Linked DNA regions of Homo sapiens: region 2 is linked to region 1. A link is an interaction called in ENCODE POLR2A ChIA-PET data of the cell type or tissue named here. Cell type or tissue: MCF 10A. All regions are shown on one strand. Links, peaks and the distances in the headings refer to the core of each region. The heading gives the core; the rest is flanking DNA.

What was found. Peaks named below come from ENCODE experiments on the same cell type or tissue, not always from the same donor. Only the 100,000 strongest peaks of a DNase experiment are listed, where the experiment ranks them.
Region 2: POLR2A ChIA-PET joins it to region 1 with 5 read pairs; 7 of 35 experiments call an interaction of 5 or more read pairs at or near these places.

Annotation. Positions count from the first base shown.
Region 1 is chr12:12,427,104-12,431,636 of GRCh38, forward strand. All of the region lies in intron 2 of BORCS5 (BLOC-1 related complex subunit 5), which reads left to right. Among named protein-coding and RNA genes, the nearest start is that of BORCS5, 72 kb to the left of the region's middle. In MCF 10A, for the core only: no CTCF peak of the experiment used is centred there; DNase peaks (open chromatin) are centred at 2,338 and 4,008.
Region 2 is chr12:12,556,711-12,560,978 of GRCh38, forward strand. The region is part of intron 1 of DUSP16 (dual specificity phosphatase 16); the gene reads right to left. Among named protein-coding and RNA genes, the nearest start is that of DUSP16, 4.0 kb to the right of the region's middle. RefSeq lists an enhancer at 4,083-4,142. In MCF 10A, for the core only: no CTCF peak of the experiment used is centred there; no DNase peak of the experiment used is centred there.

The DNA of each region.
Region 1 (4,533 bases), core at 266-4,265:
AATCACTAACGCACATCACAAAATTCTCTCCAAGTTGGGAAGATGGTTTTAGACTTTCTCTTTCTTTTCTTTTTTTTTTTTTTTTTTTTTTTTTGAGGTGGGAGTCTCGCACTCTCGTCCAGGCTGGAGTTTGGTGGCACAATCTCGGCTCACTGCAAGCTCCACCTTCCAGGTTCACGCCTTTCTTCTGCCTCAGCCTCCCAAGTAGCTGGGACTACAGGCACCCGCCACCACGCCCAGCTAATTTTTTGTATTTTTACTAGAGATGGGGTTTCACCGTGTTAGCCAGGATGGTCTCGATATCCTGACCTTGTGATGGGCCCGCCTCGGCCTCCCAAAGTGCTGGGATTACAGGCGTGAGCCACCGCGCCCGGCCAGACTTTCCCTTTCTTTAAGAAGAGAAGGGAGTGCCTTTGAGAACTAGAGTTTAAGTAAAGGATACATATAGCTTAAGTGCTTTTATCTTTGAAATATACTATGACCAATAGACTCGAAAATTTCTTATTGTTTTTGGGGGTATCATAGTCAATTTGGGCTCCTATAACAGAATACCATAAACCGGGTGGCTTAAACAGCAAGCATTTATCTCTGATAGTTCTGGTGGCTGGGAAATCCAAGGTCAAGGTGCCGGCAGATTTGCCTCTGCCGAGGACCTGCTCCCTGGTTTGCAGATGGCTATCTTCTTGCTGTGGCCTCACATGGCTGGGAACAGAAAGAGTGAGGGGAGGCTCTCACATCTCTTCTTCTAGTGACACTAGTCCCATTCATGAAGCCTCTATACTCATGATCTACTCACCCACTAAGGTCCCCACCTCCTAATACCATTACACTGGGGATTAGGATTTCAACATAGGAAATTTGGGGAAACACAAACATTCAGTCCATACGGGGGAATTTTCTTTTTTCAGAATCTGTTGTTTAATTATACCTTCACAGTAACTTTTGTCAAAGTTATATTTAATTTCTACTTCCTGGATTCTGTAGCAGTAAATGGAGCTCGTTATGTGTCCCAATATTTGTAATACTGATTTCTAGTCCTAGAAGTATCTAAGCCTCTCAGAGTTAAGGAATTCGGTTTGGTAATAGGCTAAGCTAATAGCCATATGGCTCTGCACTGTGCTATAGAGAAACTGTGGGTTTCCCCCCACCTGACATCTCAGAATGAAAAAGATCACTCTGCAGAATATTTCCCACACTTCTAACCCTGATGATTTTTCCACTCAACATTTTACACAAAGAGGTAGGTACAGATGGTAGTTTGCTGGATCTCTGGAATATTCAGTCTTGGTCTTCACTCACTCCCTGGAGCCTACTCCTCATTTTTGTATAAGCAAAGTGGTTTAAACAGGGTCTTAGGAAATATCTCCAGTATTTACCATTTGCAAACCTAACCCTTAATATATGGAATCTGTTAGATCAGGTTTTTAACTCAGTAAACATCTTTGGGTGCATCCCCGTATTAAACTAAAGAAGAAGTAGAAAACTGAAGGCAATGGCCCTGTTGCTTAACTGTAAGGAACATGTAATTTAGAAACTTCTTCTCTTTAACATGGAAAACTAACCATAAGTATGTGGATCAACGTTCTTCTTTATGGAGTATTAGGAGTGAAGTGTCATGATGTTATGGTGTTTTTAACGGCTCAGCAAAAGAAAAAAAATTATATAGTGAGATGAAGTAGATATGACAAAATATTAGTTGTTGAATCTAGGTGGTGGGTATTTGGGTATACATTTTTCCCCTACTTTTCTACATTTAAAAATTTTCATAATAAAGGGTAAAGCAGAAAAATCCTAAGTGTAAAAAACATTTATAAAACTATACAAAAAATAATTTCAAGGTTCATTCTCTATTAATGGTATTGGAGTTGGTAGGAAATAATTAAAATAGGAGTATAAATCCAGAAGCCCGCAGAGGCCAGGCAGGTAATGTGGGTGAGTGGAGCTGCCGGGCATTGGACAGGAGGGAGATGGTGGGGACTGAGCAAACAGGCAAGTGCACAACTCATTGAAAGCATTCCAAAAATTTAAAAAATCTTAATGCTCATTCAGAATGAAACACTTCAGAGGACTGGAAGTTTGTGGTCTCCTAAAAATGACAAAATTTACCGTCTCTAAATTTGCCCAGCTTTCTGTCCTTCTCCCTCTTTTCAGAAGATCCAGGAGAGGCGTAGCTATCAATACGAGAGGGAGATGGTTTCCTGGCACAAGAGGGTGATGGGAAAACATTGTGTTCAATGCCTCTAGAATTTGCCTGGGTTGCCACAACTTTGTTGCTTCAGGAATGGAAAATGTGGCCCATCTTCTTATTTTCTCTGTCCTGTCTTGCTCCTGCTATGACCCGGGGCAGGATTTGCGGTGGGTTTATGGAGATTCCTATGAGTCAAGGAAGCACATTCTGAGGATAGAGTCATGCACCTGGGTTTTGTTTTTAGATGGTTAGAGGGAGGCTGCAATTGTGATTTATAAGAATGACTTAAAGTGTAATTCCTTTGATTTTGAAGTTGGCTAGGCAACTTAATTTGAACATCCTAGTGTGCCTATTAGACCTGGCAACCTTCTCAAAATCCCCCTCCTACTTCCCTCGTTTCCCTCACCCTCCACCTTTTTCTCAAGAGGTAGAAGTGAGAGTTTTGTTTTGTGAGCTAAGGTTGGGTTCTGGGCCCTCTGCTTCAGCCACCTGGCAGCTTGGGCTGGCCCTGTAGCCTTCCTCCACTTCATTCTGCGATTCAGGCTCCCAATAGTCTTCTGAAGCACCGGAGAGCTTCCTCATGCACCTTAGAAGAGCAGATTCAGACTGAGACAAGGACTCGCTCTTAGGCATATATGCAGCCTACAGAGATCCTGGGAAGCCTTTTTCCTCCTAATATCTTCCTAGACTTATGCTTTCCTTGGAATTCCAGCAATAGAACTGCATACTCGTACCCTAATCAAGAACCTTTTATGTACTAGGTGCTCTACTAGACATGAGATAAAAAGATAAGCAAAACGTGGTCCCTGTCTTCAACCAGCTCACCATTTGTTATACCACTTTAATCACCTTAGAGAAAATTTTTTTTTTTTTTTTTGAGACAGAGTCTTGCTCTGTCACCCAGGCTGGAGTGCAGTGGCAAGATCTCGGCTCACTGCAAGCTCTGCCTCCTGGGTTCACGCCATTCTCCTGCCTCAGCCTCCCGAGTAGCTGGGACTACAGGCGCCTGCCACCACGCCTGGCTAATTTTTTTATATTTTTAGTAGAGACGGGGTTTCACCATGTTAGCCAGGGTGGTCTCGATCTCCTGACCTCGTGATTCGCCTGCCTTGGCCTCCCAAAGTGCTGGGATTACAGGCGTGAGCCACTGTGCCTGGCCGATAAAATGTTTTAAGATGTGTTCGGCCATATGAACTTTGGTGAGAATTAAAGATGAGGTTTTTACTTATGGAGTAGGGGGCACTTGGGATGGGTGAAGAAGGGAGAACTGCCCTGAAGTTCTTACTCATAGATGAGGAAAAACCTCAGCTTTTTGTTAAAATGAGTTTATTTATTTAAAAAATATTTAAGGGGGAAATGCATTCATTTGGTTAAAAAAAGTTCTGTTAAAAGTATACTATGAAATTCCCCCTCTTTACCCCTTGCCTCCATCTAATTCTTATATATCATTTCAGAGTTTATTTATGTAAATATAAGTAAATCTGAACATATACTCTTGTTTACTTGCACCCCAACCCCCATTTTTATGCAATGATAGCACACTCTATGCATCTATATACCTTTTAAAAATTTTATCTTATGGAGGTTTTTTTCCATGTAAGTACATAGAGAGCGCCCTCATTCTTTTCTTTGTTCATGTAATACTATTTATAGATATACCCTGATTTAATTAACAGGCCCTCTATTCAGGGACATTGTGGTGTTTGCTGACCTTTGCTGTTACAGTCACTGCTGCAATGAATACTCTTGTATATACATCATTTAGCTTGTGTGCTACTGTGTGTGTAAATTCCTAGTGGTGAAGCTGTTGCATCAGAGGCTATGCATTTGTAATTTTGTTATCCATGCCAAATTGCCCTCCTCCATAGGGTGTTAACAACTTACACACTAAGCAGCAAAACCTCTTTCCTCACAGCTCCACCTACAAAGTATTTTTCATGCTTTTCGTTTTTACCAATTTGACAGGTGAAAAATGGGCTTGTGGTAAAGTTTCAATTTGTTTTTCTTATTATAAGTGAGGTTGTGCATCTTTTCTTATAGTTGAGGTATTGGTATTTCCTTTTCTGTGAAATATCTTTTCATAACTTTTGTTCATCTTTCTTTTGCTAATTCTTTTTTTTTTTTTTTTTTGAGACGGAGTCTTGCTCTGTCGGCAGGCTGGAGTGTGGTGGCATGATCGCGGCTCACTGCAAGCTCCGCCTCCGGGTTCAAGCGATTCTCCTGCCTCAGCCTCCTGAGTAGCTGGGAATACAGGTGCCTGCCACCATGCCCAACTAATTTTTGTATTTTTAGTAGAGACGGGGTTTCACCATGTTGGCCAGGATGGTCTTGATCTCTTGACCTCG
Region 2 (4,268 bases), core at 269-4,268, 130 kb after region 1:
GAAGGACATCTTCTAAACAATAACAAAACAAACCTGGCAGTCCAATAACTACAGGAAAGATCAAGACTTCCCCATTTTGGAACATCTTTGCTTCAGGTTTTTACTTTTTGTAGTAATACAGGAACAATATGCCATAGGGACAAGAGTTGAACAGGTGTCATCCCTTACCCTATTTTACCTATTGGTAATTAAGCCTAACAGTTTATTGTCTGTACATCTTTTCTTTTGTATGTTCCCATACAAAACAATCTTTGGAATTTAGCTTCACTTTATGACACTATGGTGATTATTGTTCCTAACAGAGAGTCTAACCTAAGAATATAGCCCAATACGTGAAAAAGCTAACTGAACAGTAAACAATGACATTAATCTCATTGTAAAAAAACATGAGATTCTTAGCAAATGGCAGCAAAAGAACTGTGGATACATTAACAAGGCATTAAAAAAAAAATTTAAAGTTTCTGGCCGGGTGTGGTGGCTCACACCTGTAATCCCAGCACTTTGGGAGGCCAAGGCGGGTGGAACACGAGGTCAGGAGATCGAGACCATCCTGGCCAACGTGGTGAAACCCCGTCTCTACTAAAATACAAAAAAAAATTAGCTGGGTGCGGTGGCACACGCCTGTAGTCCCAGCTACTCGGGAGGCTGAGGAAGGGGAATCGCTTGAACCCGGGAGGCGGAGGCTGCAGAAAGCCGAGATGGCGCCACTGCACTCCAGCCTGGCGACAGAGCAAGACTCCGTCTCAAAAAAAAAAAAAAAAAAATCTAAGTTTCCATGCTTTGACCTAAAAAAAAGTCACATAGGTTTCTTTTTCTTTAATTCCCATTTCTTTTTTTAAAAACTGGTTAATGTGTAGATTTTTATTCAAATTCATTTGGACTGCACATGAATATTAAAAAGTTATAACATGAAGACTGTTCATTAGACTATCATAGGCAAAGCAAGTGATTCACAGAATAAGTGCAATTTATCGACCCTGATCATTACCTTTACTACCGACCACTATTTAACATCACTTTTTTAATGTACTGTTTACTTGTTTACTGTCTTTGTTTATTGTCCTGTCTTCTCCCACTAGAATATAAGTTACGTAAGGGCAAAAACTTTCTCTTATTTTCCACTGTATGGCCAGGGTCTAGCACTTGGTAGAGGATCAGCATAAATTTGCTGAATGAGATGGGTGAATACCTTCCGCCTTTCGCCTCCCCCACTTCCCTCTCTCCATACACATGTTAACCAATCTTTAAGGCCAGGGTCAAATTCTATTATCTCTATGAAGATTACCTCCCTGAGCCCTCTTTCTCTTTTGTACCTGAATTTGGCACTTGCCAGCTGTCTGGTAATTATCTTTGCATATGTATGTATCTCCCTTAAAATTCTTATAATCCTGTTCTCCATAACATGGGCCAGTGTCCCCAACTTTTGGAATCCATCTCAGCACATGTAAACAGCATACTGCTAACAAATGTTTTGCTTGATTCCTATCAGTAGTTAATCCAGAAATTCAGTTAATAATTTCAGTTTATAATGTATCCCTCCCTTTCAAATAACTCAAAATAGGCCATGATATTACAGCGAATCCCTCTTTTTATTTCTGACAATTTTAAATTTTACATTCTCATATAAGTAATGCTCATAATTTACCCTATCAATCACTATCCCTCAAGATTATATGTTTTTTTTTTTTTGATACACTGTCTTGCTCTGTTGCCCAAGCTGGAGCGCAGCAGTGCCATCATAGCTCACTGCAGCCTTGACCTCCCAGGCTCAAGAGATCCTCCCACTTCAGCCTCCAAAGTAGCCGGCACCACAGCTGCGTACTACTACCATACCTAGCTAATTTTTTGATTTTCTGTGGAAACAAGGTCTTTGTTGCCAGGGCTGTTCTCAACACCTGAGCTCAAGTGATCCTCCTGCCTTAGCCTCTTAAAGTGCTGGGATTATAGGAATGAGCCACCACGCCTGGCCTACATTTTTTAATGTAATAAAAAAATCTTGTGACTTTGTGGCAATACCTATAATGATGTTTCTAACCCCAGTCAAGAAGGGCGTGAAGTTTCATTCCTCTCTCTTGTTGCTGAGGTATCAGAGGGCATTTTTCCACTTATTCCTCTTTCCTTTCATGGCAAGATGTATTCTGTTCCCTTCCTTACTGATCATACTCCTGGCAAGCTTTTATTATTTCTTTGTACCTGTCCAAGGTAATCTGTCTTACATCCTTCTTTTGAGCCACTGTTTCCTCCAGTTATTTATTTGATTAAAATTCTAACTCCCTGTCTCAATCCATTTGTGTAGAAGAACCAGCTCTTCTTAAAGCCTGAGCCTGCTTCTTTAAATTCGGCCAACCTTTATGAACCTCTCTTCACACAGCCAACCCTTGATCATCAAGGATAATGAAATGCATACAAATAACAGATTGTCTACAACACAAGAAAATCAGAAAAAAAAAATTGACATCTGGCTTTGGAATTTATCATATGTAGCTTTGGGCAAGACTTATTTTCCTAATTATGTTTTTGTTTAAGCCAACATTCGGATTTTCTTTTATGATGGTGAATATCTCCGTTTTAAATGATCAGTAAATTTCTTTTAAAGCCAATCAAGCACCAACTATGGTTTTTCCTGTGAAATCTTTTTAACTAGTTTCTTTCATCTGTTGAAATCTGTCATAAAATCTGTTTTATTTCCTCTAAGTTATCTCCTTATTTTCTTGGGATTCTGATCCAAATCAGTTCACCCTATATTAATTTACTTCTTCAAATTAAAGTACCTTTTGCTTGAGAACTTAATGCATTTTAAAAACACTGAATGTCCAGTGAAATTTTTAGTTCAGGTAACACGAAGTAGAAAATTATTTTTGTCTAGGAAAACTTGGGAGTTCTAGGATAAATTATTACACTGGTAATTCTAGCAAATTATATTTAGTAGGATTTTTAGGATTAGCTGAAAATTGAAAAAATTTAATACTGGACAGCTATATAAGTCTGCTTCATCAATATATTAATCCCATATGCTAAACACTGTATGAAATTAAATTCCCAGTCCAGGGATTTACAGAAAATAGCATCAAAACACACTAACACATAAATCCTGCCTCTTATTCTGATCCCTACCTAAACTCTGCAACCTTCTCACACCTACTCTTCCCCCCTCCCATCTCAGCCTCACTTCCACTCTCAACTGTCCCACAAATAATTTTTAAACGTGTAGGAAAAAGGAAAAGAACCGGGGTAACAGTGTCTCCTCTTTTACTGCCTTCTCAGTTACTGCCATTAAGCTTTTGGCCCAAAGACTCCAATCCCCAATTTTACATGTCTATTTTTATTTTATAGGTACACACTTACAATCACCAAACTGAACGAAAGGATAGGGCATTCTAAATTGAAAAAGGAGCAAAACTGGATAATTCTGCAGTTCTGTTCCTAGCCCCCTCCATAATCATGCACTATGATCATTTGGCACTATAATCAAGCCAAATGAGATATTGTACTTTGAGTTGCTGATATAGCAGAGGTTAATACTAAAAAAGAAAAAAAAAATTAATTACCACAGTTTACATTTTTTATCTGAATGTACATTTATAGTACTTGAACCGAGTTATTTTCAAAACACTATTCACACTAACAAAATTCAAAATAAATTCATTTCTAATTTTTCCCCCATGTAGAATTTTGATAAGTGCAAAAATTATTTTACCTAAAATCCAACTCTTGGGCTGGTGTTATTTAGCCTATATTTTTACATAAGACTGTAAATGTTAGCCAAATTAAAAAAAATTTTAATGCAACTTTCCACATTGTCTTCAAACTCAGTAAATTCCACAATTTTAAAAAACAAAAACCTTTCACCGTGCCTACTCACATTTTTACTAAAATCCCTACACAGAGCCATACATTCTGCTTTTCATTTTACTTCTCCAAGCTGCTGCCTTCACCAAATAGACTCCACGAGCCTCCCAAGTGGTATCCACCAATATATGTGATACTCAAGGAAAAGTAGGTATTAAAGAGTAATTAATTCAATTGGTACGAAATCTTTTCTTTTAAAATTTTACCTTAACTTTAAAAAGCCCTTTTCTTGATGGAGGTGAAACAGCATAAATCCTTTGAGGAAACGGTTATCCTTTACGTGGACTCTCCATCAGCCCCATAAGGTGAGTGGCATAAAGAGGCATTTTTCTGACAGTCTCAGTTCCCCAAACACTAGTCCTAAACTTTTGCATGGATGGTAAATTTCACACACACACACACACACAGAGGCGGAAAAG